Regions from separate parts of the Mus musculus genome. Here regions 2 and 3 are each linked to region 1. The links are chromatin loops, found by intact Hi-C in ENCODE. Cell type or tissue: heart. All regions are shown on one strand. Each heading gives the region's core, and the rest is flanking DNA. Links, peaks and the distances in the headings are about the cores only.

Evidence for each region. A loop is a pair of places that touch in the nucleus more often than their neighbours do. Peaks named below come from ENCODE experiments on the same cell type or tissue, not always from the same donor. Only the 100,000 strongest peaks of a DNase experiment are listed, where the experiment ranks them.
Region 2: it touches region 1 in a loop (30-fold over the local background); 9 of 42 quality-filtered maps call a loop at or near these places.
Region 3: it touches region 1 in a loop (8-fold over the local background); 8 of 42 quality-filtered maps call a loop at or near these places.

The regions. Positions count from the first base shown.
Region 1 is chr14:43,270,039-43,281,115 of GRCm38, reverse strand. Gm9732 (predicted gene 9732) reads right to left here and starts at 6,080. Exons shown (of 4, transcript NR_154584.1): 1 at 5,753-6,080. In heart, for the core only: no CTCF peak of the experiment used is centred there; DNase peaks (open chromatin) are centred at 3,445, 5,165, 5,785 and 7,755.
Region 2 is chr14:43,546,838-43,557,914 of GRCm38, reverse strand. All of the region lies in intron 5 of Gm21154, which reads right to left. It overlaps Gm5799, which reads right to left. Exons shown (of 5, transcript XM_030248249.1): 5 at 6,722-7,522. Among named protein-coding and RNA genes, the nearest start is that of Gm5799, 8.7 kb to the right of the region's middle. In heart, for the core only: no CTCF peak of the experiment used is centred there; a DNase peak (open chromatin) is centred at 5,444.
Region 3 is chr14:43,561,518-43,572,594 of GRCm38, reverse strand. The region is part of intron 5 of Gm21154; the gene reads right to left. Among named protein-coding and RNA genes, the nearest start is that of Gm5799, 23 kb to the right of the region's middle. In heart, for the core only: no CTCF peak of the experiment used is centred there; no DNase peak of the experiment used is centred there.

The sequences.
Region 1 (11,077 bases), core at 2,994-7,993:
AGATGACTCAGTACATCAGTATATAGCAATGGTTCTCAACCTTCCTAATGCTGCAGCAAATCTTTTATGTACTTCTTCATGTTTTGGTGATACTCCCGCCCTCATTTCATGTAATTATTGCAATGCTACTTCATAAATGTAACTGTTGATATTGGTGTCTCTTGAAATGCTATGCATGCAGCCAAACATGAGAACGAGCAAGTGGACCTAGATTCTGAAGTTAGGACAAGGACTGAAGGAACAGAAGGGGCTTGCAACCCCATAAGGAGAACAACAAAATCAACCAAACAGAGCCTCACAAAACTCACATGCACTAAACCACCAAGCACATAGTACATGAGGGGATATCCAGAGTTCCAGCTGGATACCTAGCAGAGGAATGCCTTATCTGGCATCAATGGGAGGGAGTGCCCTTGGTCCTGTACAGGCATGATGATCCAGGGTTGGGCAATGCTAGGGCACTGAGGCAGGAGTGTTTGGACGAGGGGGTATAGGAGCACCCTCATACATAGAGGCAAAGCTAGAAGTAGAGAGGATGAGGTTTTTGGAGGGGGAACTGAGAAGGAGGATAACATTTGGGATGGAAATACATAAGAAAATTAATAAAGAAAAAGTAAAAATAAAGGTATAAAAGTCACAAATGGGGCAACCCTGGAGAAGGACAACTTACAAAAAACATCAGGGTCTACAGATGCAAGCCTCACCAACAGAACATAGAAAAGAGAATCTCAGGCAAAGGAAATACCATAGATGATATTAATAGATGATATTAAAAAGTCACTCAAAGAATATACATAGTAAAAAATTCCTAACTCAAAACATCTAGCTAATGCAGGACACAATAAAAAGAACAAAACTAAGAATAATGGAAAAAAAAGTGGGTGAGGGATAACAGTTCAAAGACCCAGAAAACATCTTCAACAATATGATTTTTAAAAGTCCTTAACCTAAAGACAGAGATGGCCTTAAATTTACAAGAAACCTACAACACACCAAATCATTTGGACCAATACAGAAAATCATCCTATCACATATTAAACAAAAGTATAAATGTACACAATAAAGAAAGAAAATATTACAAGCTCTAAGGAAAAAAAGTCAAGTAACATACAAAGAAAGACCTATGAGAATTACATTGACATGTCACCAGAAATGGTAATATCTAAAAGATCTTGGACAAATGTCTTTCAGACTCTAAGAGAACACAAAAGCCAGCCTTGGCTACTATACCCAGAAAATTCTTTATGACCATAGTTGGAGAAACTAAGATATTCTGCGACAAAAAACAAATTCAAACAATATCTTTCCACTAATTCAGCACTACAGAGGATACTAGAAGCAAAATTCCAACAGATTGAGTGTAATTATACCCAAGAAAACGCAAGAAATGAATAATCTCACAAGAGCCCCAAAGAAAAGGAAAAGCATGTTGTCTCCATTCCCTGCCCTATTATCTCTACGAGTTTACTAGTGTTTGTCAACCTACATGGTCTGTTGGAAAGGCATCACCCCAAGCCTCCACCACCAATAAGCAGGAGCAGAGAATGAAGAGGATGGAGAAGCTCAAAAGGGATCTCCAGAAGATCAAAAATGAGAGAGATGGACTCCAGGGAATCCTAGCCAATTACGCTAACAAGGATTTGAACAACTGGGAGTCATTATGCCCAGTTCTTTGCTGACTGTTTTGGGCCCTCTCTGTTAACCTCAGATTCCCTCATTTCACAGTAGCCTACAACAACAGGCTGTCCACACATCCAAATTCATTTGGCTGAATGGATTTTCGACACAGAACTTCAAGTTCAGATAGTCCTGAAATGGGACTCAGGAAATTTGATTTCTCCAAAGGAAAATCAGAGCCTGTGGTATGAATTACTGTCTGGGCTTAAGGGTTGTAGTGTGTGAGCCCTAATCCTGCATTGTAAGAATCCTATACAGGTATAAGTTTTGGGGAGATCAAAGTACACTGTGTTTATGGCCAATCATGTTTGCAATTGATCTGGAAGTAATTTGGGTTCAACTGGTCCTGTCAACAGATGGAGGGGCCTGGTCCCACATACTGTCTCTCAGTATAACTGGATTGGCCATAGTTCATCACTGCTTTTATCAAATTTTATTCATTATACTATCAGATAATGTGTGTTCATTTGTCATTCTGATTGTGTTTGATTATGTGGGGCAGTCAGTGTGTGTGTATGTTCCACTTAAGAGCTGGAGTGTCTGTATAGTATGCGGGGGCCCGAGATTTTGCTTGACACAGTTTCCAGCCAAAAATAGTGAAGACAGAGAGAGCCTCACTTTGAGGAGCACAGCATATGAGCTATGAGCTCACCTTAGGTGCACACTGGAAATGTAGTATCCTGTCGATACTGATTATGTCCTTTGGGAGTTTATGTAGCAACAGAAACAAGGATTGTCAATTAATTGTCTACAAACAGATGTGTCATCACAGGTTTTAGGTGGATCCAGGACTACGACACAGGTTCCTGGAAAGTTCTTGGAGAGCTAGTCTATTTTTCTTGCCCCTTCAGCAGGATAAAGTAGGTCAAATCCCTGCCTTTACTTCCCTGCCTCTACTGACCCCAGGCAAAGAGTAATAAGTTTGATAAGCTCCAAGTGGAACTGGTAACATGGAGCAATGTTGTGGCATATATGTGTTGGGGTAGTCCACGATTCAGCTTGAATTAACATGATCCTTGTATCCTTAGTTCACGGGATTATTTGTTCCTTGGGGCCATGCCCTCCCACAGAATCAAAAGTAGGACATTCATGCTAAAGATGCAACATGACCAGGTGATGACTGGCCTGAAAAGAATGCCTCAGGACATAGTGACGCCTTGTACAAATACAAGGAGTTGACTAAAGAAAATCAATTCTACTGGTGAGTGACTAACAGGGTCGTGATCCAAGCACTAGGCACAGGATATGTCTGCCCATCCTTGTCTTTGAACCAAAGTAGGGGCTCAGTTTATATACTGTTTGCCTCTAAACCAGAAGCCTGGCTCCTTCAAAGCAAGGCTCTAGGATTTTTACCTCTTAAAGTCATTTTGGCCAAGTGTGAAGTGTCTGTGAGCAACTCAAATCATTGTCCTTTCCAACAAAGTATATTTGAATGTAGATACATAGATAAGGTTTCCATGGGACACCTAGAAAGACTGTATGTTGGTTGGGTCTCTTCTCTTCTCGTAGAGAAGGTCTGCCTTCTACCTACAGGTGATTTTTAAATAACATGGACATATAAGCACACATGTCTTCCAGGTCCTCTTGAGAGATACTTAAGTCCCTGTTAGTGTCACAGTTTACAGATGTACCTCGGCTTCTGAAATATGGCTGTCCTCTAGATTTGACCTCTCTCAATGTGATGCTCCATGGCCAATCTGGACAGTTGTCTGGGGCTGTCTGGGCACCAGGGCCCATTGTGGCAGGGATGGTCCTTGGAGGAGTGGGAGGAAGATGGATGCTGACTTGTGTAATCATTTGTTTGTTTGTGATTCTGCATTGGGCACTGCCAAGTCCAGAGTGAATCTAACCATCTCCAGAACAAAGTCAGGATGTTGTGGAAGGAGAACAGACAGTTACTAGAGGAGCAGATTGCATTAGAAAATGCTCCAACGAATCCAAGAGGCTGTCTAAAGAAGGCAGCCTGAAAACTAATGACCTATGTACCAAGCAGCAGCAGGTAGGGTGCATAAATCATGAGGAGCAGGTTGCAGTCATGTCTAACCTTAAAAACAGTCAAGCCTAAGCAACCATCCTGTACCTTATCCAGGCTCTCTCCTATGTCTCATCCAGTTGTTCATTTCTGTGATCATTTCCAAGACTTTCTGTGCAGTTATCCTCTTTCAAGAAACTACATATTTGGGAAGTAAACAATCATGCTCAACTAAAAGCTGCATTTCCTTATGATAGATAGGTTGAACACATAGTATACAAGTACATGCCAGTATGCTAAATGAGTTCCATGTGCTTGCCTCCATTGTAGTAGCACAGAATATTGATTGATGAAGTCATTTGCTTCTTAGGGGTCATGTGAGATCACAGGCAGGACAAAATTTGCAAGTATTAGATGCCAGTGGAATTGCCATATGAGTGGAAATCATTGCCTTGGGTGGGGGGCTTGTATGCTTTCTCTCCCCTTTCCCTGCATTGCAAGATGGTCTCATCACTCTGCCTACATCTTGGCTCACACTGAAAGACAGTGAGCAGGTACTTGTCAGTCCTGTTTTCTGTCAGTGTTGCTAGAGTTCTTTCCTAGAGCTTATATTCTGGAGCTGACTGATCAACAGGGATATGAGAAAGGCTTCTCTCAGCCTGAGTGTTGGTGTGAGAGATGTGAGGCTTCAAGAATAAAATTTCACTAACACTCTCAACCTAGTCTAAGAAATGTGCCCTCTAAGAAATGTTAGTGCCCAAGGGATGGATAGCAGAGTCCAGTGTCTCACATTAAACATAAGCCTTCCATAGTCCCCATTCAACTGTTTCTCTACCATCCATTGTTATCTCCTCATAGTTTTCTACTCACTTATGATTTGTGGACAGAGAGAGTGACAGGTATATATATATATATATATATATATATATATATATATATATATATATATATATAGAGAGAGAGAGAGAGAGAGAGAGAGAATGTGTTTGTGTGTGGCATAAGCATGTGTGTACCAATATGTATATTGGTGGGTGTGTTGAAAGTCCAGTTATTTATGTAAGGTTTTGTTCAGTTTTATTTTTTTGTTTAATTTATTTATTTATTTATTTATTTGTGTGTTTGTTTGTTTGTTTGTTAATTGGGACAGCATCTTTTTGTTTGTTTTTTATTCAGCCTTTCTGTAACATATTCCCTGGAAACCAGGTCTGTCACTGAACCTGAGACTTCCTGTTTTGTTTAAGCCTTCTGAACAGCATCTGTGAATCTTCTGTCACCTCCCAGGAAGAGATCTTTGTAGGGTTTGGTCTCAATTAATTGTTAGGAGATTCAATTGCTCATAGCTAGCAAGATCATGGTGTTATTTTCTATAATTTTATACAAACATTTTAGTGTTTTGGGTTTTTTTATTTGTTTGTTTTTGTAACTGCCAATTCATTAACAAGGAGGAAGACAATGCTGTCTGCTTCAGGTGCCAGACACACAACTTGACTCGATGTGCCTTCTCATGAGTTTTATCTCATCCTGATGGAAACTTCAGAAAGTGGTAGTAGGGATGGGGTAGACCAGAGGTGGTCTTACCCAAGAAACCTGGGCTATATGTTATCCACAGTGGAGTGTTTCAACAATTAATGCCTTTCTTAACTAAGAGAAACCAAGTTGCCAACACTTAAAAGTGAATGAAAACATAGATAGTCCAGCCCACCTTTTCCAAATCTTACCATGTGACCTCAGATTCCCCTTGCCAGTCCTTCCCTCATTCATTACAACTTCCAGACCCTGGGTTTGGAGGCCCACCCATGTGAGAAAAAAACCCCAAAGCAGGCATGGTACCCTTGGAATACGAGTATGATATGGGGAACAAAAGGAGTACTCAAAAACAGCTAGCTGAAGAAATGAGACAAAATGGGGCTCCAAGGATCTCGATGTTCCTATTGAAAGAACACTTAGGAACCTAAAACAACAGCCTATCCTTCTAAGATGGGAGTGTTGGTCTCTTGGAGATCATGGGCCAGGAGTCCAGGCACCCCGGAGTCACAAAAGATGGTTCCCTGGCCTGGTGGGAAAGCATTGGTGTTGTTTGAGGAACGACAGAAGCCAACTTACCTGGATTATCGTGGCTCTCCACCCACTGGTCCTCAGACTCCAGTGGCCCTGGGATCAAGCTTCTTCGTGAAGTTCCACTTCTGTGTTTGTATTCTGCTTCAGGGCCTTCACAAAGCACTCTTTCTCTTGCCTGCCTCGTGGATGCTGTCAGGGATCACAGGTGATACTCAGAACCCTGTGTCAGGAGGTAAGGACACCAGGCCAGATGTGACCTTCGTGGCCACTTCCAATCCAGCCACACGCTCTTGTCCCCCTCCCAGTTGGTCACTGCTAGCTCTTCTTTCTAGGCAGAGGAGTTCCTGGACCCCTGACAGCAAGCCCTTTCAGCTCTATGGTATGAAGAGGTGACTCAGGATGTCACTTCCGGAATTATCTAGGAACCAGGTCCTCCAATCTTCTCTATGGCAGCTATCTCAGAGCAGAGCTTCTCGGGCCCAATATACTCCTAGGACAGAAGGACAGTCTCCAGTTTTATTGTTTTCTAATTAAACTCTTTAGTAATAAAAAGTTAAACATGTAAGCATTTTAAAAATAAAACTTAGACTCCTTTGCCTTCATTGCACTAAGATAAACCCCTGGAATCTAATGAGTGTCTTTCTGGCTTCACCAAGTGGATTCATGGAATCCTGCACTGCAACCCTTTGCTGATATTGTTTTGCTGAGTTTATCATAGACATGATTTTGCTTCTGTACAGATTATCTCTCATTGTTTTGCAGAATGCTGCATTGAAGAAAAATCAAGGCATGTTAAATCACTAACCTCTTTTCGGCTGGCATTATTAACTTGTGTGTGTGTGTGTGTGTGTGTGTGTGTGTGTGTGTGTGCGTGCGCGCGCATGTGCACATGCACAACTGTGTTTTTAAATTGGGTATTTTCTTTACTCACATTTTCCCGTATCCAGGTTTCCCCTCAAAAAAAAAAACCTCCCCCAATTCCCTTTCCACTCCCCTTTTTACCATCCTACCCATTCCTGGTTCCTGGCACTGGCATTATATAGCATGAACTGTAATGTGTTGAATTGCAGCTACTGGATAATATCTATGGCTAACTGTTTTTATTGGTGCTAGAGAGTCTTATGAGAGGTAGCTAAGCTAGGTTTAGAGAGCAGAATATATTTCAGCTTGGAGCTTGCTGGAGGATGTTCTTCTGAACTCTCTCTTTTAGAACCATGAATCTTGTGTGGACCCACTTGTGTGTTCAGAGGACCGATTTGCCTGTTTTATATCATACTTGTAGAAGCAGCAAATATCTGCATGGAAAAAGTTCCTGACAAGGAAATCAGCACAGGCCCAGGCAGAACAAGTTGGGTTAATTTAAGAATCGATTACACAGCTCAGGTCCTAATACTTCCTCAGTTGTCAGGAAATGTGCTGTAATATAGCAGTGTTTTCATAGGTGTGTGTGTGTGTGTGTGTGTGTGTGTGTGTGTGTGTGTGTTTGTGTGTGTGTCTGTGTGTATGTATATATATATATATATATATATCTTTGTATGTGTTTTTGCCCAGGTGTTTGTGAGCATGTTTATGTGTCATATTTGTGTAATGGTAGGTGCTTGTTGTAGGTGCAAGTATATAGTACTGTTCATTCATGTATTCTTTTCTTTTATGTGTGTGTGCATGTATATGTTAAGGCACGTATTCATGTGTCTCTGTACACATATGTATGTATTTGATTGTATATATTCACATAGTCACTTGGTGAGCAAACACCTTAAATGATATAATAGAGGACAACTTAAAAGAGAAAAGTACTCTGTCAGTTCATTTTGCATTGGGGAAACAGCTCTTCATCATGCCTCTCCACCTAGCTCACTAGAACAAATGGAGACAAACATGGTATAAAGTCAGATTTTGAAGGGTTTGTAGAGGGAAAAGTGCTTATCTGTATTGAAATCATTTGTAAGAAAAGAAAGGAAGGTGGAACCTGGAATTAGCAATGAGCCTGCTGTGTTAAACCCATTTGGCTGAGAGTCAAAAAGGCTGGCTAAGCCTCTGTGTTCCGTCTCTGCACATCATGAATAGTGACTGCACAGTGGAGGACCAGGGGGCTTCTTGCATCTTCTTGGCATCCTAGATTATTTCCTCCTTGCCTGCTACCATTTTCTTTCCAACTTTGTCTATGCTTCATTCAGTCTTCCTTCCTTGGAGTTTGTTCAGGGTGTTATGATTTGAAAGACTGAGTTGTTTGGGGTTGAGACTGTCCCAAGCCGAAGTGCCATAAGTATGGTGAAGTGTAAGAACAGGGCTGCCTCAGACAGACCCTTAGGCTCATGATAGTCAGAAGAGCAAACACTCTGTTCTGTCTGTAGCCCTCTGTAATTCCTGTTATTAAAAACAGCTTTAAAGTTTCACCAGCTCAGGACAGGTATTCTTGCTTCCTGGAGTTCCAGATACAGAACTCCCAGCACCATGTCTGCCCATATGATGCCATGCTTTTGCCAAGACAAAAATGTACTAAAATATTGAAAATATAAGCCCAGTTTCAACCTCCCACATCCAATTCTACATTTTCCAACCATCTAAGTAGTTTAGCTGCATTTCCACCCAGGTCAATACCAGACAGTGGGCTTATGGCAAATATAGTCTAACATCTCTGCATTTGGTCTGCCCAGTGGCTTTTCCACACCTTTACTGCATGGCAAAAAAGCAAAACCACACTAAGAGAAGGAGGTAGTATGGAGGTGGGATAACTAACTGAAGACTTTTGAAAGGCTACATGGAAACCAACAATTGTAGAACCATTATAATATACAAATCCATATAAACGAGGTTTAAATAGAATTAATCTCTTATGCTCTGACAATGCCTCCCCTAAATCCCATAAACTATCAAATGAAAAACCCAGGGGCAGTTTTAGGTTATTTTGTTTTGGGTTGTTCATCATTGAAGTCTAATACCCACTCAGGAAACATTAAACATTAAGCATTACATTATACTACACTTCACTACACTACACTAGCCAACCCCACACAATGTGTGTATCTCTCCATGTTAAAATGTTCATGTGTACTACATATATCAGACACATACACACACATTTTTATAAAAAAAATTTTTATCTAACAACCACTGAAAAATGTCATGCCCTGTCCCTGACTTTCCATTCTTCAGAGAACGATGATCTGTAAGCAGAGCCAAAACTTAGAAATGAAGAAGGCATTCAGTACTTAGTGAAAGAAATGCATAAGGCATTCAGTACTTAATGAAATCTTTGGTCCTGGGTAACCCCATAGGCTGCCCCTACCATTTCTCATTGCATGTCATCTGCTCCTCACTGTCATGGCGACATTCTTCTACTCTGTACAGCTATAGTCCTGTCGTCTCCTCATACTTGGAAAACCTACTGAGATTTGTTGAAAGTTTTGTCCTTTTTTTGTGTTAATAATCAAAGGAAAGTAGACTAGAATAAAACCTGTGTTGTTGTAAATCTCTCCAACCCAAATATATCCCGGCAAGCAACATTACAATATGATTACATGCAGTGCACCTATATTGGGCAGATCTACCACTACATTACCAACTTTCTGAGCTTATGGGACCTCTTAGAACTTGCAGTTTCTCCAGACCATGTGCTTCTGCTCCACTTTTCTCCTTCTTCCTCCTCCTGTGTGTCCTCTCCCTCTTCCATTTTCTTCTTCTACTCCCCCCCCTCTGCTCCACCTTCCCTTTTACCTGCCCAATCATCAGCTCTCCTTTATTTTACAAATTAAAATGGAAATCAGGTTTACAGGAAATCACCTGAGTGCTGACTCATTTCTCTTTCAAACCACTCATGGGAGAACAGAATTAACATCTTACATAATTAGCCCCAGGGCTTCCACAGGAACCCTGTGATGGGATCATGTGCAGTTTCCTCTCTATTATTCCTGCTAGGAAGAACCAGGGGCAATGCCCTTGAGCTTCAATCAATGTCAACCCTGGTGTTGCATGTTGACCTCTGGAGGTGTCTTTCTACTAAAGGCTCATCCCTATACTCTACAGTCTTTGACTCTAAACAGCAGGAATGGGATCAGGCATAGGTGTCTTCCAGAAAGCTCTAATGGTTATTGTAATACTCAGGCACTGCTCTAAGCCACAATGTTACCTTCTCCCTCTTTAGAGCAGGATTCTCTAATCCCAAGAAATAGAGATTTGGTGCAAACTAATAAGAGGCCATCAGGACTTTGAGACAGATGGTCAGGGGAGGAAAAGGGCAAGATTAGAAATTTTGCATCTGAGGCCCCTTCAGGAGGTTTTCATGTTTTTAAAATGCCCTTGCACAAACACCAAAGATGCAAGTCTGGTACATTCTACAGGAATCAAACAGATCCCATGTGAGTGGAGGCTGACATCATTTCCCCTGAAATAAACTTCAGCAAATGTTTGAAGAATAGCCATTTGATAAGTCCCATGTTGACTTTCTGGAGCTATCATTACAAAGTACCACTAAGTGGATGCCTTAATCAATACAGGATTTTTATCCTCTATTCTGAAATTCAGGAGTTCAAAACTATGGTGACTTAATTTCTTCTCCTGTTGCTGTGATATAATATCCTTAGGCAAGGGCTAGCTTTCTTTGCTGCCCAGGCAATTTTCAGGGCCTGCTCTCCTGAGTGCTTCAGCTTGTGAGGAGCAGAGCCAGGTGTAACACTGTTGGGTAGCTTAACCTGATATCTAGTGATGCTATTTGTGCAGGTAGATAACAGCTTGACATCAGTCTTTACATGACTAAACTGTCCCGAGTATGCAGTGTGGACTGAGACACTTCCTTTTCTCTTTCAGATAGATATTCCTAGGCTTGAAAGCATTCTGTCAGCCACTCTCAAGGACCAATCTTGTAGCATCCAAACTGATTATGGAGTCTCAAATGGCCACTTGTCTTGTAGCTGTTGTAGCAGATGAATGAAGTTACAGGCCTGGAATGTAACTCAGGGAGCATGGCCTTTTATTAGGTTCAATCATAGCACTGGGAGATCAAAGAGAAGGAAAAATTACCTCATCTTATCCAGACTTGTTGGAGAAAAAAACTGAGGCTCGATGGAGGCTTTTAAAGTCTGCCACCCTCCTCATAGATTCCTCCCAGACTCCATTTATTGCCCTTAATTGAGTAGATATATTCTCAGGGGAAAGTTTTCATAGTTGGGGTATAACCCAGAATATAAATACGAATACATAGATCGTTAAATTCTGTGTCTGTGGTGACTGGCTGATGAGATGGCTCAGTGGAAAAGGTAATTCGACCAAGCGTAGAGACCTGAGTTCCTTCCCTGTGACCCACATCATAGGCAAGAAAAAACTCCATCAGTTGTCCTCTGACTTTCATGTAGGTGGGGGTGCCAGGTCTTA
Region 2 (11,077 bases), core at 2,456-7,455, 280 kb before region 1:
AAGTACTACTCAGCTTTTAAAAACATTACTTCATGAAATTCAAAGGCCAATGTTTGGAAGTTGAAATATCATCCTGAGTGTGGTATCGTAGTCACAAAAGGATACACATGGTATGTAGTTATTGATAAGTAGAAATTGGTCAAAAAATGCATGGAATGCCCACAATACAACTAACAGACCATGGGAAACTGAAGAAGAAGGAAGATCACACCAAAGTGTAAATGCTACAGTTCTACTCAGAACCCATATGATGCTGTGCTTTTGCCAAGACAAAAATGTACTAAAATTTTGAAAATATGAGCCCAGTTTCAACCTCCCACATCCAATTCTACATTTTCCAACCATCTAAGTAGTTTAGCTGCATTTCCATCCAGGTCAATACCAGACAGTGGGCTTATGGCAAATATAGTCTAACATCTCTGCATTTGGTCTGCCCAGTGGCTTTTCCACACCTTTACTGCAGGGCAAAAAAGCAAAACCACACTAAGAGAAGGAGGTAGTATGGAGGTGGGATAACTAACTGAAGACTTTTGAAAGGCTACATGGAAACCAACAATTGTAGAACCATTATAATATACAAATCCATATAAACGAGGTTTAAATAGAATTAATCTCTTATGCTCTGACAATGCCTCCCCTAAATCCCATAAACTATCAAATGAAAAACCCAGGGGCAGTTTTAGGTTATTTTGTTTTGGGTTGTTCATCATTGAAGTCTAATACCCACTCAGGAAACATTAAACATTAAGCATTACATTATACTACACTTCACTACACTACACTAGCCAACCCCACACAATGTGTGTATCTCTCCATGTTAAAATGTTCATGTGTACTACATATATCAGACACATACACACACATTTTTATAAAAAAAATTTTTATCTAACAACCACTGAAAAATGTCATGCCCTGTCCCTGACTTTCCATTCTTCAGAGAACGATGATCTGTAAGCAGAGCCAAAACTTAGAAATGAAGAAGGCATTCAGTACTTAGTGAAAGAAATGCATAAGGCATTCAGTACTTAATGAAATCTTTGGTCCTGGGTAACCCCATAGGCTGCCCCTACCATTTCTCATTGCATGTCATCTGCTCCTCACTGTCATGGCGACATTCTTCTACTCTGTACAGCTATAGTCCTGTCGTCTCCTCATACTTGGAAAACCTACTGAGATTTGTTGAAAGTTTTGTCCTTTTTTTGTGTTAATAATCAAAGGAAAGTAGACTAGAATAAAACCTGTGTTGTTGTAAATCTCTCCAACCCAAATATATCCCGGCAAGCAACATTACAATATGATTACATGCAGTGCACCTATATTGGGCAGATCTACCACTACATTACCAACTTTCTGAGCTTATGGGACCTCTTAGAACTTGCAGTTTCTCCAGACCATGTGCTTCTGCTCCACTTTTCTCCTTCTTCCTCCTCCTGTGTGTCCTCTCCCTCTTCCATTTTCTTCTTCTACTCCCCCCCCCACTCTGCTCCACCTTCCCTTTTACCTGCCCAATCATCAGCTCTCCTTTATTTTACAAATTAAAATGGAAATCAGGTTTACAGGAAATCACCTGAGTGCTGACTCATTTCTCTTTCAAACCACTCATGGGAGAACAGAATTAACATCTTACATAATTAGCCCCAGGGCTTCCACAGGAACCCTGTGATGGGATCATGTGCAGTTTCCTCTCTATTATTCCTGCTAGGAAGAACCAGGGGCAATGCCCTTGAGCTTCAATCAATGTCAACCCTGGTGTTGCATGTTGACCTCTGGAGGTGTCTTTCTACTAAAGGCTCATCCCTATACTCTACAGTCTTTGACTCTAAACAGCAGGAATGGGATCAGGCATAGGTGTCTTCCAGAAAGCTCTAATGGTTATTGTAATACTCAGGCACTGCTCTAAGCCACAATGTTACCTTCTCCCTCTTTAGAGCAGGATTCTCTAATCCCAAGAAATAGAGATTTGGTGCAAACTAATAAGAGGCCATCAGGACTTTGAGACAGATGGTCTGGGGAGGAAAAGGGCAAGATTAGAAATTTTGCATCTGAGGCCCCTTCAGGAGGTTTTCGTGTTTTTAAAATGCCCTTGCACAAACACCAAAGATGCAAGTCTGGTACATTCTACAGGAATCAAACAGATCCCATGTGAGTGGAGGCTGACATCATTTCCCCTGAAATAAACTTCAGCAAATGTTTGAAGAATAGCCATTTGATAAGTCCCATGTTGATTTTCTGGAGCTATCATTACAAAGTACCACAAAGTGGATGCCTTAATCAATACAGGATTTTTATCCTCTATTCTGAAATTCAGGAGTTCAAAACTATGGTGACTTAATTTCTTCTCCTGTTGCTGTGATATAATATCCTTAGGCAAGGGCTAGCTTTCTTTGCTGCCCAGGCAATTTTCAGGGCCTGCTCTCCTGAGTGCTTCAGCTTGTGAGGAGCAGAGCCAGGTGTAACACTGTCGGGTAGCTTAACCTGATATCTAGTGATGCTATTTGTGCAGGTAGATAACAGCTTGACATCAGTCTTTACATGACTAAACTGTCCCAAATATGCAGTGTGGACTGAGACACTTCCTTTTCTCTTTCAGATAGATATTCCTAGGCTTGAAAGCATTCTGTCAGCCACTCTCAAGGACCAATCTTGTAGCATCCAAACTGATTATGGAGTCTCAAATGGCCACTTGTCTTGTAGCTGTTGTAGCAGATGAATGAAGTTACAGGCCTGGAATGTAACTCAGGGAGCATGGCCTTTTATTAGGTTCAATCATAGCACTGGGAGATCAAAGAGAAGGAAAAATTACCTCATCTTATCCAGACTTGTTGGAGAAAAAAACTGAGGCTCGATGGAGGCTTTTAAAGTCTGCCACCCTCCTCATAGATTCCTCCCAGACTCCATTTATTGCCCTTAATTGAGTAGATATATTCTCAGGGGAAAGTTTTCATAGTTGGGGTATAACCCAGAATATAAATACGAATACATAGATCGTTAAATTCTGTGTCTGTGGTCACTGGCTGATGAGATGGCTCAGTGGAAAAGGTAATTCGACCAAGCGTAGAGACCTGAGTTCCTTCCCTGTGACCCACATCATAGGCAAGAAAAAACTCCATCAGTTGTCCTCTGACTTTCATGTAGGTGGGGGTGCCAGGTCTTAACAGCTCAAGTTTCCCACTGCTCACTTGCACTGAGAACTCTCCATCTGATACACACATGTAATTATATGACTCTGTGCACCATTTGAGAGGTTCAGTACTTTTTTATTTTCACGTTTGTTGCCCAGAAGCTAGAGAAACCAGGGAGGCCAGCATCGGACCATCACCTGAAACACAGCTTAGGGATTATGGATATAGGGAACTTGTAACTGAGGTGTGAATATCATGTGTTCCAAACTGCTCTAAATGGTTTTCAATACATGCATGGCCAACTGTAGTAGATGCTGTTATTTCATTGCTGTTTCTTTGTTGCTATAGTTTTGTTTTACTGTCTACCTCTGATTACATCAAAGAGATACAAAAACTGTGATGAAATTTGCACTAATCCCTGTGGCATGTTGAAGCCTCATTAGCTGTCAGAGTCTGCTTTAGTGAGGATGCTGGCCTGGATGATGTACAGCTGCTTCGGGTCACCTGTACTGCCATATGCTAATATCTTCCTCTGACAAAATAGCAGTTATCAGTGACACAGAGTGAAATGACTTACAGTGCTAGCACTCCTAGGTTTAAGCAGACACCAGTTGCAAAGTACGAAGAACCCTAAGAGGGAGGCATATGCCCAGGCTGACAACAGTAGGCTATGAAACAATTAAATTGACCTGGGAGTTGACAGTGGAATGTGAGGTGCAGGCAGAGGCCTAGTAAGAGTGTCTGACAGTTTTCCAGGTAGAAGGTATTCCCACCACTAGAAGGTCTTTGGATCTGTGCTCTAGGCAGCATAAGGAGAGTAATGAAAGTCACTGTCTTGTGAAATTGCTGCTGAGACAATTGCTTCCTCTTCTGAATATACACAGTGGAGTTGGCTCAAGATCAAACAGAAACAGCCATAGCTGTAGTTCATTCCTCTGTAGAACATTCTCCTTCTCTTTTCAGCCCACATGGATTAATCATGTACCACCTTGTTCTCTGGACACTCACATGACAGGGATATGGTCCTACTTTCCTGTTATGTATACCAGAAGATCACTTTTAAATGACCCAGGTGGCAAATCAAGTTGCATCAGGAATAAGTGCATTCTCTCTCACTGAGCCCAGACAGGGCAGCCCAGCTAGGGAAAAGAGATCTAAAGGCAGGTATCAGAGTCTAAATCCGAGGCAGCACCCACTCCAATTGTTAGTCACCCACATGAAGACCAAGATGTACATCTGTTTCATTTATGTAACAGTCCTAGTTCAAGCCCCTACATGGTGTTGGCTCATTGTTCAGTCTCTGTGAACCCCAAGGGCCCAGATTAGTTGACTGTAGGTCCTCTTGTGGCTTCCTAACCCTTCTGGCTACTACAACCCTTCCACCAACACTTCCACAAGACTCTGACCACAGCCTAATGTTTGGCATTGGTTATCTGCATTTTTACATTTCAAGGGTGATGGAGAGAGCATGCAATTAGAGGGACTGCCCACTACAGGTCAAAATGGAAACCTCTCAGCAGCCTGCAGCAGCTACTTGTAAAAAAGGATGGTGTCTGTGGTCTTGAGAAACAGGAGACACATTCCTCCTGGGTTCCTGCCATTTGAAATTAGGGATTGCCTGATGTAGGCTGTGATAGAAACATCTCAATAGCCTGTGGAAGCTCTTCATACTAAAGCATAATTCCCCTTTATCTTAATCTTAGCCTTGTACAATCACTGCATAGAATTCATTGTGCATGACAGCTTTTCAGCTGGCCTTGATATGTATTCTATTATATCTGAATTTCCTATTTCTTTCTTCTTCTGCTCAGGTGTAGTCTGTGAACCTCGATGTTTCTTGATGTAATGATTCTTAAACTATGAAAAATTGAGATATAAGGGCTCAGTACAGCACAGTTTAAAATGTTACAAGTGTATGCTGTGTGTTCTCATCTTGGAAACAATGTAATGATAATGGTGTAATGGTAGTTCCAGATTAATGCATAACTTTCAAAGAAAGTTTGAAGAAATTATTAGAAAATGAAAGAGAGATAACATCGGGAACCGAGAAATGTAAAAGATATTGAAGTTCTAAAATTAGTTTCACACAACATTTGAGAGTAGTCCTCAATAGTAAAGTATAGAATATGTCATACCGTATGCCAGTCAAACTAAGTCAAAACGCTGGGACTCTTACAAGGGTTATTGTGTGCAATGTATAGAATCAGAAAGCTAGCAGAAGTACTGAGTTAAGGGTTAAGCACCTCTGACCCATTCAGTGCTTTGGTAGAGGCTTTCCCAGCAGAGCCCTACCCTGCAAAGCAGGGTTTGGATCTCCAGTACATACCAGCCACTCAAATGGATACTATGTTTCCTTTTATAAAGAAATGGAAGAGTCCATTCAGCCACCACCTGGAAGGCTCTATCTCATTTTCAGAGCCACTTCAATTGTAGGATTTTAACTTAGTACCAGCTCCATTGTCTTATGCCAGTATTCTCTGCATTGCCCACTTTCCTGTGGTAGTGTCAGTGATGAGCTCTGCACTATGATTTGTCCCTGTTACCTGGTGTTGCTGCTCCCAAAACCTGCTTCTCTGATCCAAAGAGAAACTTCAAATCACATTCTAAACTGCTTTGGCTCTGAAAGGAAATGGGTGCTTCTACTTTGTTACAACAAAGTAAAAATACCTTAAGAAACACTTTCTATAGGTATGATTCATTCCACTAATATAGCACACAAAGAAGGACAAAAATCCATATTAGGGGATGGAGAAATAGCTCTTCATTTGAGAATATTTTTCTCAAAGACCCACATGGCATCTAATAGTCCTCTGTCATTTTTAGTTCCAGGTGAAATCCAATAACTTCTTCTGGCCTTTGGGAAATGGCATGCAAGTGTTGCACAGCCCTACAGAAGGCAAATCATGCATAAATACAAAATAAATCCAAATAACAAACAGAATCACCACTGGGTGGGTGGGAAACGAGGGCAAAACCTCATAGAGCATATGGGCCTGGATTTTGTCTCAGCTTTTAAAAACATCTGGATACTGAATACTGAACTACACACTGTGCTTGTGTTAAAACCCCAAAAAGGAACCAGATGTATTGTCAAGCACAAAATTCACTCTCATAATAAAGAAAAACAACAAAATAACAAAAAAATAATACATCCCTATCTCAAAAGGTCCTAAAATTGAATATCTGTAGTAGTATTTACCACTGATAGAACATTTGAAGGAAAGCAGTAGCATACATGTCTGTGTTTTCTACCAGCTTTTATATTCCTTTAGAATATGTTTTTATTTCCTGAAAGACATTTCAGAAATACTGATATATTTCCCATTAATTTGTTCAACACTATCATTCACAGTATTTTAGCAGCAGCTAAATATTTGACATGCAAGTATACATCATGGATAATTTTTCCATCGTGAAGTTGGTATCCACAGAGTTGGACACACTAGACACACTGAATGTACAATCAATTGCTTTTGTAGCTCAGTCTGGCTGGGAAGTCATTATGAAACCCAAGCCCCTTACAGAGATCCATCTGTGTCTGATAGGTGTGAGATTTCAATAGGGTGATACCACACCTGAATAAAGAAGTTTCTTAAGAGTGAAGAGTTAGAGATCACTGTTTTATTCACAAGAATACATCCAATTTACTCAATAGTAACTAAAAGTGGGCAGTCAATATGTACAGTGTATAGCCTTATCAAAATATTAAATCAATTACAAAACCAAACAACACCAAAGAAACAAACAAACAAAAAAACAAAAAAACTTCTATTGAAACTAAAGAAAACCAAAGAACAAAAGTAATCAAAGCTCAAATCAAAATCTAAAAACAAGAATTGTGCTAAAGAGCCTTCTTTGGCTGTTGTTTTGCAGCACAGACTTACAGCCCATGGCTGTCCTTGGCAACACAGTAGAAAATAAGTTACTTCTGGTAACAATCTTTACAAGAGGAATGTAAGTAGGTCTCCTTTTTTGGAGTATGGTTTTGAAAAATATGGACACCCAAGACTAAGCAGAAAACATGTTACAGAATTTAGCTCAAAGTCTTTGTGATTTTGTACAATGATTTTCTAATTTTCCTTGATGACCTATCAGGACAAGACAAATTTACACTCAGAATCTTCCTGTTTTCCCAGCAGCTCTTGATGTGTCTCAGCACATGTCTGAATCCCTCTACATGCTCACTCTTGCTGAGCCTGAGCCCAGATGAAATTAAGGGCTATTCATTGCAAGGAAACAAAAGTAAAGGAAGAAAATGCAGCAGATGATAGCCATGATTACTGGGGATGAGGTGAAGTATTTGCTTTGCACACACAGAGGTCCTCCTATAGAATTTATCTTCAAAGGAGACCTTGTGCTGGTCTGTTCCATGTTCCAGTTTCTGCTGGAGTATTTCACACCTGGGGCAGGAAGGAACAACGGTCCCGTTAGTGTTTTTCAATTCAGCTCTACGTCCCACACTAGATCTATTCAGCTGGATAATCTATTATTATGACCTATCATCTGCTGAGGTCATTACCTGCATCCCCAAGTGTCATAGAGCACTTGGGCTTGTAATTATTTCTCAGCTTTTAAAAATGGCTAGAAACTGAGCGGTGAACTACACACCGTACTGGAGTTTAAAAGAAAAACACTATATTACTCCAATAGTCCAGGTATAATATATTGAATAATAACATTGTAGCAATGTCTCAGTCTGAGTTCAAGGGAGATGTGAACAACCTAGAAAACCATGTGGATGCCTTATGGGGAACCTGCCTAGAATTGAAGTGAAGGCTATGATTATTTCTCTAGTGCAGGATCCTGACAGGGTTCCACTCATCAATTTCTATATCTGGAAATAACCAGAGAAAACATATCACATGAAATCCACAGGCACTGCATGGGTCCTAAAATCAGAAAGAATGTGCTAACTGAAAATATTCCCATGGCTAGGAACTGAATTTTAAAAGTGATGGCCATGAAGGAATATAACAACACACCTGTATATCTAAGCCTGTTGTAGAGCACTCTGTCAAATATACAAATTATTTGTATTCACATAACACTAGCACCTTATATTTAAGCAAACTGCTTAGATTCCCCAGTTAATGCTATTATAAAAATCTCCAGGATATTTTGTAGACATAAAAAACAAATCTTAAATGAGATAAGTATATAGTGAGCAAAGCATATAGACAGCTCAGTCAGTGATATGCTTTCCCCTCATGAACCAGGGTTCTTGGTACATTATTCAATCTGTCTTAGCAAGTTCCAAAGGCTGTGTAGTGTAGGCTTCTCTGCCAGCAAAGGATCACGTGTTGGTGGTGGACTAGCCTCTCCTTCACTGTTTCAGTCTTGTCCCAAAGTAAACAGTTCCTTCCATTAGAGGCTCCCTTTATCATTGCCTGACCTACTTGGTGTCCAAAGGTATGATCCCAGAAAAATAGGAAGTCATTATAAATAGGATCCAATGGAACAATGTTCTTCAAATAATATAACTGTGTCAGGGATATTTTGAGTAATATGAGGCTAACTAGTTGAAGGTCAAATACTTGCATAAATTATCTCACACTGAGCCATAGTTCATGAAAGGGCTGCATCACATAGTATATTTTCACTCTTTAGCTGATGGACATCAGGATATCATCTTCTTCCGGACTACTCTGAGGACCATTACAGACCTCATGTGCCCTAGAGACTCTGTGTATATCTACTCTTTTTTTTTTGGAATCTCTGGGTCAAGGGGAAATTCTTTTCTACTTTCTGAACCTTGCTTCTCAAACACCTACCTGATTTTATACTACCAGACCTGTCTGAAGGTCCTCATTTCTCCCAACCCCCATTTAGGCTCATTCTAACTCTGATAAAATGATTTTGAATAACAGCAATTGCAGAATGCTACACAGATAAAATAGTGTGAGTTCTTTAGATTATTATGACCCTCAAGGGGCTCCTGAAACGTCCTGTTTTGCAGCACAGCTATGGGAATTCTGCTGGATGCAGGTACAGCTACAAGCAACACAATCTCTCAATGATTAGAATCCAAACCAAATTATAAGGCAAAGTTTTACTGAGTAGAGGAAGCTGGAAAGGCAATGGTAGCAAGCAATGTGGAAAGAATCTGGAATGCTGAGAAGACACAGTGAGCCACCTGACATTACAGTGGGCCTTCATAATTCTTCCAGAGCAGAAAAGGGACATAACATGGATTTTATATACTAACCTCCTCCTCAACTCTATGTACCATATTCCGATGATTTTCTCCAAAAGATTTCAATGTGGTTCAGTAATATGGCCCCTAGCCAGTGGAAAGTCTGACTTTACATGAGCTTTTGTGTCCTTTTTTTTTTTTTTTCTCCCCTTGGGAGCTAGGTAGAGTTGCATACTAAATGGACTGCTGTATTTGATTTTTTCATGGGTGCAATCTGAAATCTCAGGGGCTTTACTCATCATGCTTGGTCGGTAGAGACGGACACAGTTGCATGTCTACACAAACAGACACACAAACACATATACACACACAAACACAGTTGTATATTCAAGCATCCATACCATAAACACTTACAAAAGCATTTTGCATTACACAAACACCCAATTAACAATAAATACACTGAGTCACAGCTGGTACACACACACACACACACACACACACACCCTTGACAACAGAGCACTAAATTGCCAAGAAAGAGATTTCTACCTATAGCCTCCAGTAAGCCACATTTTGACTCATCACAGTCCCCTCACTAAACCTACACTGAGTCTTTTTAGCATCCGAGGAAGACTGTGACTTTTGATCATTACTCAGGAACTTTTCAACACATTACATATGTGATATTAAATCATCCTCAATATCAGTCAGGAGAAATCTAGTTAAATGACCTGCTGTGACATTTCTGAAATGCAGCACTCTGCACAAATCTGAGTGAGAATCTATCCTGAAACAAAGCCTTGTCCAAACATATATTTAGCAAAACAATGTCAGCAGAGTCATGCACTGTAGGCTTCTATGTATGCTCATGGTTAAGCCAATAAGACAAGCCAGAATCTCCTAGGCAACAACTCTAAGCAGGAAAAATTAAGAAATCTAATACTTATTTTAAAAATAGTACTATTGTTTAATGATTTGTTGGTAGTGGACAGGAGATGAAAAGTCTACTGGACATCAAACAACAGGATGTATCAGGTTTTTTGAGAGACCTAGGCCCAAAGAAATAAGAATGACTATACAAAATCAGATGTCCTTAACTGGCCTGACAAAACACAAAGGTACAAATTGGCATAAGCACCCATAAACACACATATACAAGCACACACACACACATAAAAACAAGGGAGCAAAAAACAATGAAGAATCTGTCATGCTAGAGGAACAAATATTTTAGACTATGCTAAGCAGATGTTTAAACTGAGAAATTCAACTCTAGTATTCTCACCAGAGAAATAGAAATCCCTAAAGAACATTCTTCTTGGTAAGAATGAGGGGTATATATGGAGAAATTTTTTCATGAAGCCTCAAAACTCTCACACCAACTGAGATTGTGAGAAGCCTTTCCTACATCCCTGCTCATTCAGTGAGCTCCAGACCACAAGGCCCAGGAACTCCAACTCCAACAGCACTCAAAACAAAATAGGACTGACAAGCTGCTACTCAGGCTTACTCAGTGTGAATCAAGATCTACAGGGGAAAGGGTTGGGGTGGGGGACAAAAACTTCCAAAAGGCAACAGTGAAATCCACTTATTTGTCAGTTACACTAAGCTATCATCCCTGCAATCGATGTCCTACCTGGAATCCTACCTGATCCCCATAATGCAAATGAGCTTCAGGACTTTACTTCTTCCTTCAATGCTCCACACTGATCTAAAGAAGGGGTGCAGCACAGCACCCTTCAAACTTAATATCATGTAGAGTTGTGATGTGTAATCAACTAATCTCCCCTAGTGAACTGCAGATTATAGCAGGGCAGAAAAATTT
Region 3 (11,077 bases), core at 2,290-7,289, 290 kb before region 1:
CACTCCCTTCTAATGTTCTGTCAAACCGAACAGAATCTTCAAAAGAAGAGAAAGAAATGGATCATAGATATGTATTTAAATGTTTAATATCCTTCCTCATCAGAAAAAAATTCAAATTCAAATAGTTTTAACCTTGTATCTTACTGCAGTCAGAATGGCTATTACAAATAGACTAAATGACCACAACTGTTGGCATGAGTGTAGGGTAAGAGAATATATATTCACATGTACAGTCATTATGAAAAACAGGAGAAATGTTCTAGAAAACATTGCTAGAGATAGATCTTCTATATAAACCAGCTGTACTATTTGTGGTGGTTTGAATGAGAAGAACCCTTATAGGCTCATAGATTTGAATACTTGGTAAACAGGGTATAGCACTCTTTGATGGTATTCAGAGCTATGGCCTTGTTGTGGGGATGGGCTTTAAAGTTTCAAAAGCCCAGCTCAGGGCCAGAATCCCTGCTTCCTGCAGATCCAGATCTAGAACTCTCAGCTACTTCTCCAACACCATGTCTGCCTCTGCATGATTCTGTCAAGACAAAAATTTACTAAAGTTCTGAAATGGTAAGCAGGCCCCCATTTAAATGCTCTCATTAAAAGGTCCATCATGGTCCTGATGTCTCTTTCTAGCAAGAGAACACAGACTCAGACACTATTCCAGGGCATATAGCCAAAGGCATTATCCTAAGACAGACACCTGGGTGTGCTCATGTTCCCTCCTGCTTTATTCACAATAGCCAGGACATCAAAACAACCCAGACATAAATATAACTGATGAAAGGATAATGAGTACATGGTTCATATACACAATGGTAATGAACTATGACAATATAAATGAAATTTACAGGTTAATGGATGGACACATGAATAATATTTTTGAGTGATATAACCCAGACCCAAAAGGACAAATACCACATCATGTGTCTTATGTGGATGGTAACATTGAATGTCTAGAGATGTGCATTTAAACTGCAGTATCCATAGAAGGTAATGCACTAGTGTTGGGTTATAGGAGGATATTTCAAGAAAATAATAGAACACATAATTTGTGAAGGAGAAAAAGGAAAACAGTAGGACAGAGTGAGGTAAATGTCTTGGGAGATTGCAGAGGAGTGTGGTGGCTTGAATATGGGAGTGGTACTTTTAGGAGTTGTGGCCTTGTTAGAAACAGTGTGTCAGTGTGGAGGGTAGGCATTGAGACCCGCATACTAAACATATGTCCTGGAGTCTCCTCACATCAATAAATCTCAGACTAACACCTGGGACAGTAGACTATCATGTCCAGAATTTGGTAAAGTTGAGTGGGTTAGATGTCCCAGACCTACAGTAGATGGCAAAAGTGTCACCTGCTTCCTACCAGGCCTCTTTCATGGGACCAAAATCTCTACATAGCAACATGGCCTGTGGTTATTTAGAAGAGAATAGGGTTCTCCCTGCTAGTGAGGTAATAGAAGATGGTAGGGTTCAGTCAATAAGCTTCCCTTCCTGGACATTCCTTCCTCAGAAGTTACTTAACTTCTAGTCTAACCTTAAGACATGTTATGCTTTCATTTCCATGAAAAACAATCAATAAACAGTTTACAACCAAGGACTGTCTCTCTCATCAAACCAACTGTGGGTTACATGGAGAAAAAGCCTTTGCCTACAGAGCCTTGCCATCTAAGTCTCCATCAGAAGGCCCCTCAATACTCCTGGGCTAGTCACCTCTGAGCTAATCCAGAATTCCCCATTCCCTGATTTCAGGGCTAGTTCTTAGCCTGCTGGCCTCCTCCATGCTCAGCTCCTCTGAGACTTCTAGCAGTGCCTACATGTCCAAGATTCTGAGAACCCCTTGCCCAGTTATCCTTGCAGGCCAGCAGGGTCAAACCTGCTGTGAACTCTCTGCAACACAGCACTGTCTGGATGTCCAGGATTTTGTGGGTCCCTGTCCCCAGACTCCTAAACATAGGCCCGTGGAATTCAGAACAATATACTACCCAATGAAAAGCCCAGGGACAAGTTTGGGTTATCTTGTTTGGGGTTGCTCATCATTGAGTCTCAAACACTCTCCCCAATCATTAAAGACTACTGCCATTTCCTTCCTTCTTTTCTGGAAGATAATGGTAAGAACACATTGCTGAAGAAGATGGTATCTGGCACAGGCATCAATTCAGGGATCTATCTCATTATTTTCTGTGTGTTGAGAACATATTTATCACTCTTTTGCAGTTACTTGGAGATATTTGGCCCATTACAACCCACCAAATTTCTATAGATGTGGTAATCCCTTGGTAGCTGAGATTGCAACTCCCTGTCCCCCATCACCCTCCCAACATCTGTCTTAAGATCTGGCAACTGTTATTCTAATTTCAGCTTCTCTAAGTGGGCTAAACTGAAGAGGGAGCCCAGGGCCTCATGTATACCAAGCAGCAAACACTACAAGAGAATACACTGTACTTCACCACAACACACTGCACCACACCACACTACAGTATACTACACTAGAGAACCCCCAGTCCTCCTGTTTCTCTGAGATCAACTTTCTTTCTTAGCCCTTTCTCAGCCTTCCTGCATGGATTATCTGCCCAAACAAGGTGAATTTAATAAACGAAAGTGAACTTTTTCTACTTTCATAATCCACATTGAAATTTACCGTGAACTCTGTGCAGAGTTCATGACCACCAGGAACACCTGGCCTCCCTTCTCCCCATTGTCACTTACTGGGTTCCCTCTCCATTTTTTCTGTTGTCTTTCTAATCTGAGGATACAGCCTTGGATACTCAGATTTTGGGTACTTTGTCCTTTCCTTCAGACCTCTGTATTTGCTGTGTCTCCCCTTAGGACTCTGTGCATCAGGCTGAGTACTTAGTAGAGCTGTTTCTAACTCTGCATCAGCAGATACTCACAAGAGCTTCTGGCCCTCAGACAGGTGGTTCTTCAAAGCTTTAGAGAAGAGATGTGACTCTGAAGAACACCCTAAGTGCTGCAGATGGATGGCTGCTGAACAAACTCTATGACTAGTTGTCCCAGGAGAATTTTGGGACTCCTCCAAATCTGGCTGCACTGCAGCTTCTCCTAGAATTCAATGTGGATGCCTTACAGGTTAAGAGGATCAGTCAAGTACCAACAAGGTGGCCACATGGACGCATCCAGAAAGGCATGGTACAGGAGAAGCTGAAAGTCCTACATGTTCATGTGAAGGCTGCTAAGGGAACATTAATGTCCAGGCAGCTAGGGTGAGGGTTTTGACCACACACACAGTGTCCCATATACTCTAACTTGGCCACTCCTTCTTATGTTGCCACTCAGTGGGTTGAGCATATAAAAACCATAACAAATATTGATGCAAAAATACTCAATAATGTCTTGGAAACTGTTTCTAATTACACATGCAAATGATCACTCACCATGATCCAATATGCATCATGTATAGGATGTAAGAATGATTCAATGTTTTCGAATTCATCAAAGTAATATACTATGTAATAAATTTAAGAAATTATTATTTGATCATCTCATTAGATACTGTATCAACCCACGGATGCAGGAATGATTCAATATATGGACATCCATCAATGTAATCCACTATATAAAATAACTTAAAATATATTGGATAATCTCATCAGATGCTGAAAAAGTGTTTGACAATATACAATATAACTTCAAGATAAATGCATTGGAGGAATCAGAAAGTCACTTTTCAGAAAGAAACGAGCAAAATAGAGCAATCCAGTTGCCAACATCAAAATATATGGAGAAAAATTTGAAGCCATCCCATTAAAATCAGAGACAAGGAAAGACTTCCCCCTCTTCCCCTATGTATTCAACATAGTCTTTGACATTTTAGCCAGAGCAATCAGGCAAAAATGCAGATCAAAGTGATACAAATTGGAAGGGAGGAATTCAAGACACTACAATTTGAGGAGTATGGAATATTACACATAAGTGAGCTCAAAAAAAAAAATCCAGGAGAGAACTCCTACAGCTGATAAACCACTTCAGCAAAGTCAATGGATACAAAATTAACACAAACAATCCAGGAACTTTCCTCTACTCAAAGGATAATTATACTGAGGAAGAGATTTTTTAAAACTACATACTTCACAATAATCACAAACAATATCTTAGTGTGACTCTAACAAAGCAAGGGAAAGATCTGAATGACAAGAACATTAAGTCTCTGAACAAAGAAATCAAAGAAGACCTTAGAAGATGGAAAGATCTCCCATGGTCATTGATGAGCAGGATTAATATAGTAAAAAAGGTCCATCTTGCCAAAAGCAATCTACGGATTCAATGCAATCCCCATCACAATTCCAACTCATTCCTTCACAGAGATAGAAAAAGCTATTCTCAAATTTATCTGAAATAACATAAACCCAGTATAGCAAAAACTATTCCTAACAATAAAAGAATGGCTCAGGAAATCACCATCCCTGATCTCAAAATATACCACAGGGCAATAGTGATAAAAATGTCATGTTTCTGGTATAGAGAGACAAGTAGACCAACAGAATAGAATTGAAGACCTAGAAATGAACCTACATTCATATGGTCACTTGATCTTTGTCAAAGGAGCCAAAACCATCCAGTGGATAAAAGACAGCATTTTCAACAATTGGTGCTTGTTCAACTGGCAGTCGGCATATAGAAGAATGCAAATTGATGTATTCTTATCTCCTTGTACAAAGCTCTAGTCCAAGTCACTCAAGGACCTCCACGAAAAACAAGATACATTGAATCTAATACAAGAGAGAGCAGTAAAGAACCTCAAACACATTGTCACAGGGAAAATGTTCCTGTACAGGACACCAATGACTCATGCTGTAGGACCAAAAACAGTGTCAAATGGGACCCCATAAAATTGAAAAGCTTTGTAAGTCAAAGGATGCTGTCAAAAGGACAAAATTGCACACACATATAGGGAAAACTTCTGTACCAACCCTACATCTGATAGAGGGCTAATATCCAAAATATAAAAAGAACTCAAGAAGTTACACTCCAGAGATCCTAATAACCCTATTAAAGAATGGGGTACAGAGCTAAACAGAAAATTCTCAACTGAGGAATCTTGAATGGCTGAGATGTACTTAAGAAATGTTCAACATCTTTAGTCATCAGGGAAATGCAAATCAAAATGACCCTAAGTTTCCACTTCACAGCACTCAGATGGGCCAAGAACAAAACTCAGCTGAGAAGTGATTCTGGCAAGAATGTGAAGAAAGAAGAACATTCCTCCATTCCTGCGGGGACTGCAAGTTGGAAAATCCACTTTGGAGATCAATCTGGCAATTCCTGAGAAAGTTGGAAATGGTTCTACCTCAAATACACCATGGTACATATACCCAGAAGATTCTTCAATATATTAAAAGGAAACATGCACCACTATGTTCATAGCAGCCTTAAATATAATGACCAGACTCTGAAAACAACCCAGATGTCCCTCAACAGAAGAATGGATACAGAAAATATTGTACAGTGTACAGAAGTACTACTCAGCTTTTAAAAACATTACTTCATGAAATTCAAAGGCCAATGTTTGGAAGTTGAAATATCATCCTGAGTGTGGTATCCTAGTCACAAAAGGATACACATGGTATGTAGTTATTGATAAGTGGAAATTGGTCAAAAAATGCATGGAATGCCCACAATAAAACTAACAGACCATGGGAAACTGAAGAAGAAGGAAGATCACACCAAAGTGTAAATGCTACAGTTCTACTCAGAGGGGGAAGAAAAGAATGTTTGGAAGTAGGAGAAGCGAAGGATCTGGGAGGGAGAGAAGAGTAGGAGGTAAAGGGGGTTCTGGCTCAGATATGGGAGGAGATGGGGAAGAACTACAGAGGGAAAATCATTTGAAAGGAGGTCTGTAGCCATTGGGGAGGGGGAACTGTGTGTAGCCACTATAAAGTCTCAGATGCCAGGGACCCAAGAGATTCCCAGAACCCAACAGGGAGGACATTAGCCTAAATACCAAACAAAGGGGAAGTAGGAACTATACAGACCATATTTATTGGATAAGCATGGCAACCTTTTAAGGTTGGGGCTACCCAACCACCTCAAAAGTAATAATGCAGAAATTTTTCTCTCAAAAGGAAATGCAGGGATAAAGAAAAGAGCAGAGCTTGAAGGAAAGGCCATCCAGAGACTGTCCAAACTTGGGATCCATTCCATCTGGAGTCACCAAACCCAGTCACTACTGCTGATGTCAAGAAATCTGATGCTGTCAGGAGCCTGGTTTCTTTCTTTCTTTCTTCCTTTCTTTCTTTCTTTCTTTCTTTCTTTCTTTCTTTCTTTCTTTCTTTCTTTCTTTCTTTCTTTCTTTCTTTCTTTCTTTCTTTCTTTCATTCTTCCTTCCTTCCTTCCTTCCTTCCTTCCTTCCTTCCTTCCTTCCTCTGTCTCTCTCTGTCTCTCTTTGTCTCTCTCTGTCTCTCTCTCTCTCTCCCCTCCCTCCCTTTCTCCCTCCCCCCTCTCGTTTTTTCCCCTCAGGTGGAAGAACATTTTTGTTCCTTTTCCCTAATCACAGTATAAAAATGATAGATAACATTTGTATCAAGTTAGGATTATGTAGGATTTTGGGTAATCAGGAGATGACTCAGTACATCAGTATATAGCAATGGTTCTCAACTTCCTACTGCTGCAGCAAATCTTTTATGTACTTCTTCATATTTTGGTGATACTCCCGCCCCCATATCATGTAATTATTGCAATGCTACTTCATAAATGTAACTTTTGGTATTGGTGTCTCTTGAAATGCTATGCATGCAACCAAACATGAGAACGAGCGAGTGGACCTAGATTCTGAAGTTAGGACAAGGACTGAAGGAACAGAAGGGGCCTGCAACCCCATAAGGAGAACAACAAAATCAACCAAACAGAGCCTCACAAAACTCACATGCACTAAACCACCAAGCACATAGTACATGAGGGGATATCCAGAGTTCCAGCTGGATACGTAGTAGAGGAATGCCTTATCTGGCATCAATGGGAGGGAATGCCCTTGGTCCTGTACAGGCATGATGATCCAGGGTTGGGCAATGCTAGGGCACTGAGGCAGGAGTGTTTGGACGAGGGGCTATATGAGCACCCTCATACATAGAGGCAATGCTAGAAGTAGAGGGGATGAGGTTTTGGAGGGGGAACTGAGGAGGAGGATAACATTTGGGATGGAAATACATAAGAAAATCAATAAAGAAAAAGTAAAAATAAAGGTATAAAAATCACAAATGGGGCAACCCTGGAGAAGGACAACTTACAAAAAACATCAGGGTCTACAGATGCAACCCTCACCAACAGAACATAGAAAAGAGAATCTCAGGCAAAGGAAATGCCATAGATGATAATAATAGATGATATTAAAAAGTCACTCAAAGAATATACAGAGTAAAAAATTCCTAACTCAAAACATCTAGCTAATGCAGGACACAATAAAAAGAACAAAACTAAGAATAATGGAAAAAGAAGTGGGTGAGGGATAACAGTTCAAAGACCCAGAAAACATCTTCAACAATATGATTTTTAAAAGTCCTTAACCTAAAGACAGAGATGGCCTTAAATTTACAAGAAACCTACAACACACCAAATCATTTGGACCAATACAGAAAATCATCCTATTTATTAAACATATATATTAAACAAAAGTATAAATGTACACAATAAAGAAAGAAAATATTACAAGCTCTAAGGAAAGAAAGTCAAGTAACATACAAAGAAAGACCTATGAGAATTTCATTGACATGTCACCAGAAATGGTAATATCTAAAAGATCTTGGACAAATGTCTTTCAGACTCTAAGAAAACAAAAAAGCCAGCCTTGGCTACTATACCCAGAAAACTCTTTATGACCATAGTTGGAGAAACTAAGATATTCTGGGACAAAAACAAATTCAAACAATCTCTTTCCACTAATTCAGCACTACAGAGGATACTAGAAGCAAAATTCCAACAGATTGAGTGTAATTATACCCAAGAAAACACAAGAAATGAATAATCTCACAAGAGCCCCAAAGAAAGGGAAAAGCATGTTGTCTCCATTCCCTGCCCTATTATCTCTACGAGTTTACTAGTGTTTGTCAATCTACATGGTCTGTTGGAAAGGCATCACCCCAAGCCTCCACCACCAATAAGCAGGAGCAGAGAATGAAGAGGATGGAAAAGCTCAAAAGGGATCTCCAGAAGATCAAAAATGAGAGAGATGGACTCCAGGGAATCCTAGCCAATTACACTAACAAGGATTTGAACAACAGGTAGTCATTATGCCCAGTTCTTTGCTGACTGTCTTGGGCCCTCTCTGTTAACCGCAGATTCCCTCATATCACAGGAGGCTACACCAACAGGCGGTCCACATATCCAAATTCATTTTGCTGATTGGATTTTTGACACAGAACTTCAAGTTCAGATAGGAATGATATGGGTCTTAGGCACTTATGACTCCTCCAAAAGTAAATCAGAGCCTGTGGTATGAATCTTAGTCTGGGCATAAGGGTAGTATTGTGTGAGTCCTAATCCTGCATTGTAAGAATCCTATACAGGTGTTGGTTTGTGGGAGATACCAGGTCCTCTCTGTTTATGGCCAATCATGATTGCAGTTTACATGGAGGTAATTTGGGTCCAACTAGTCCAGTCAACAGCTGGAGGGCCCTCGTCCCACATACTGTCTCTCAGTATAACTGGATTGGCCATAGTTCATTACTGCTTTAATCAAATTTTATTCACTATACTATCAGATAATATGTGTTCATTTGGCATTCTGATTGTGTTTGATTATGGGGGGTAGTCAGTGTGTGTGTGTGTGTGTGTGTGTGTGTGTGTGTGTGTGTGTGTTCCACTTAAGAGCTGGAGTGTCTGTATAGTATTCTGGGGCCTAAGATTTTGCTTGACACAGTTTCCAGCCAAAAATAGTGAAGATAGAGGGAGCCTTACTTTGAGCAGCACAGCATATGAGCTCTGTGCTCACCTTAGGTGCACACTGGAAATGTAGTATCCTGTAGATACTGATTATGTCCTTTGGGAGTTTATGTAGCAACAGAAGCAAGGATTGACAATTCCTTGTCTACAAACAGATGTGTCATCACAGGTTTAAGGGGGACCCAGGACTATGGCACAGGTTCCTGGAAAGTTCTTGGGGAGCTAGTCTATTTTTCTTGCCCCTTCAGCAAGATAAAGTAGGTCAAATCCCTGCCTTTACTTCCCTGCCTCTACTGACCCCAGGCAAAGAGTAATAAGTTTGATAAGCTCAAGTGGAACTGGTAACATGGAGCAATGTAGTGGCATATATGTGTTGGGGTAGTCCATGATTCAACTTGAATTAACATGATTCTTGTATCCTTAGTTCATGGGATTCTTTGTTCATTGAGCCATGCCCTCCCACAGAATCAAAATTAGGACATTCATGCTCAAGATGCAATATGACCAGGTGATGACTGACCTGAAGAGAATGCCCCAGGACATCAGTGAGGCCTTGTCCAAGTGCAAGCAGTTGACTAAAGAAAATCAGTTCTACTGGTGAGTGACTAACAGGGTCATGATCCAAGCACTAGGCACAGGATATGTCTGCCCATCCTTGTCTTTGACCCAAAGTAGAGGCTCAGTTTATATACTGTTTGTCTCTAAACCAGAAGCCTGGCTCCTTCAAAGCAAGGCTCTAGGATTTTTACCTCTTAAAGTCATTTTGGCCAAGTGTGAAGAGTCTGTGAGCAACTCAAATCATTGTCCTTTACAACAAAGTATATTTGAATGTAGATACATAGATAAGGTTTCCATGGGACACCTAGAAAGACTGTATGTTGGTTGGGTCTCTTCTCTTCTCCTAGAGAAGGTCTGCCTTCTACCTACAGGTGATTTTTAAATAACATGGACATATAAGCACACATGTGTTCCAGGTCCTCTTGAGAGATACTTAAGTCCCTGTTAGTGTCACAGTTTACAGATGTACCACGGCTTCTGAAATATGGCTGTCCTCTGGATTTGACCTCTCTCAATGTGATGCTCCGTTGCCAGTCTGGACAGTTGTCTGGGATGCCTGGGCGCCAGGGTACATTGTGGCAGGGATGGTCCTTGGAAGAAAGGGAGGAAGATGGATGCTGACTTGTGTAATCATTTGTTTGTTTGTGACTCGGCATCGGGCACTGCCACCTCCAGAGTGAATCTAACCATCTCCAGCACAAAGTCAGGATGTTGTGGAAGGAGAACAGACAGTTGCTAGAGGAGCAGATTGCACTAGAAAATGCTCCAACAAATCAAAGAAGCTGTGTAAAGAAGGCAGCCTGAAAACCAATGATCTATGTACCAAGCAGCAGCAGGTAGGGTGCATAAATCATGAGGAGAAGGTTGCAGTCATGTCTAACCTTAAGCACAGTCAAGCCTAAGCAACAGTCCTGTACCTAATCCATGCTCTCTCCTATGTCTCATCCAGTTGTTCATTTCTCTGATCATTTCCAAGACTTTATGTGCAGTTATCCTCCTTCAAGAAACTACATATTTGGGAAGTAAACAATCATGCTCAACTAAAAGCTGCATTTCCTTATGATAGATAGGTTGAACACATAGTACATAAGTACATGCCAGTATGCTAAATGAGTTCCATGTGCTTGCCTCCATTGTAGTAGCACAGAATGTTGATTGATGAAGTCATTTGCTTCTTAGGGGTCATGTGAGATCACAGGCAGGACAAAATTTGCAAGTATTAGATCCCAGTGGAATTGCCATATGAGTGGAAATCATTGCCTTGGGTGGGGGGCTTGTATGCTTTCTCTCCCCTTTCCCTGCATTACAAGATGGTCTCATCACTCTACCTAGATCTTGGCTCACACTGAAAGACAGTGAGCAGGTACTTGTCAGTCCTGTTTTCTGTCAGTGTTGCTAGAGTTCTTTCCTAGAGCTTATATTCTGGAGCTGACTGGATCAACAGGGATGTGAGATAGGCTTCTCTCAGCCTGAGTGTTGGTGTGAGAGATGTGAGGGTTCAAGAATGAAATTTCACTAACATTCTCAACCTAGTCTAAGAAATGTGCCCCCTAAGAAATGTTAGTGCCCAAGGGATGGATAGCAGAGTCCAGTGTCTCACATTAAACATAAGCCTTCCATAGTCCCCATT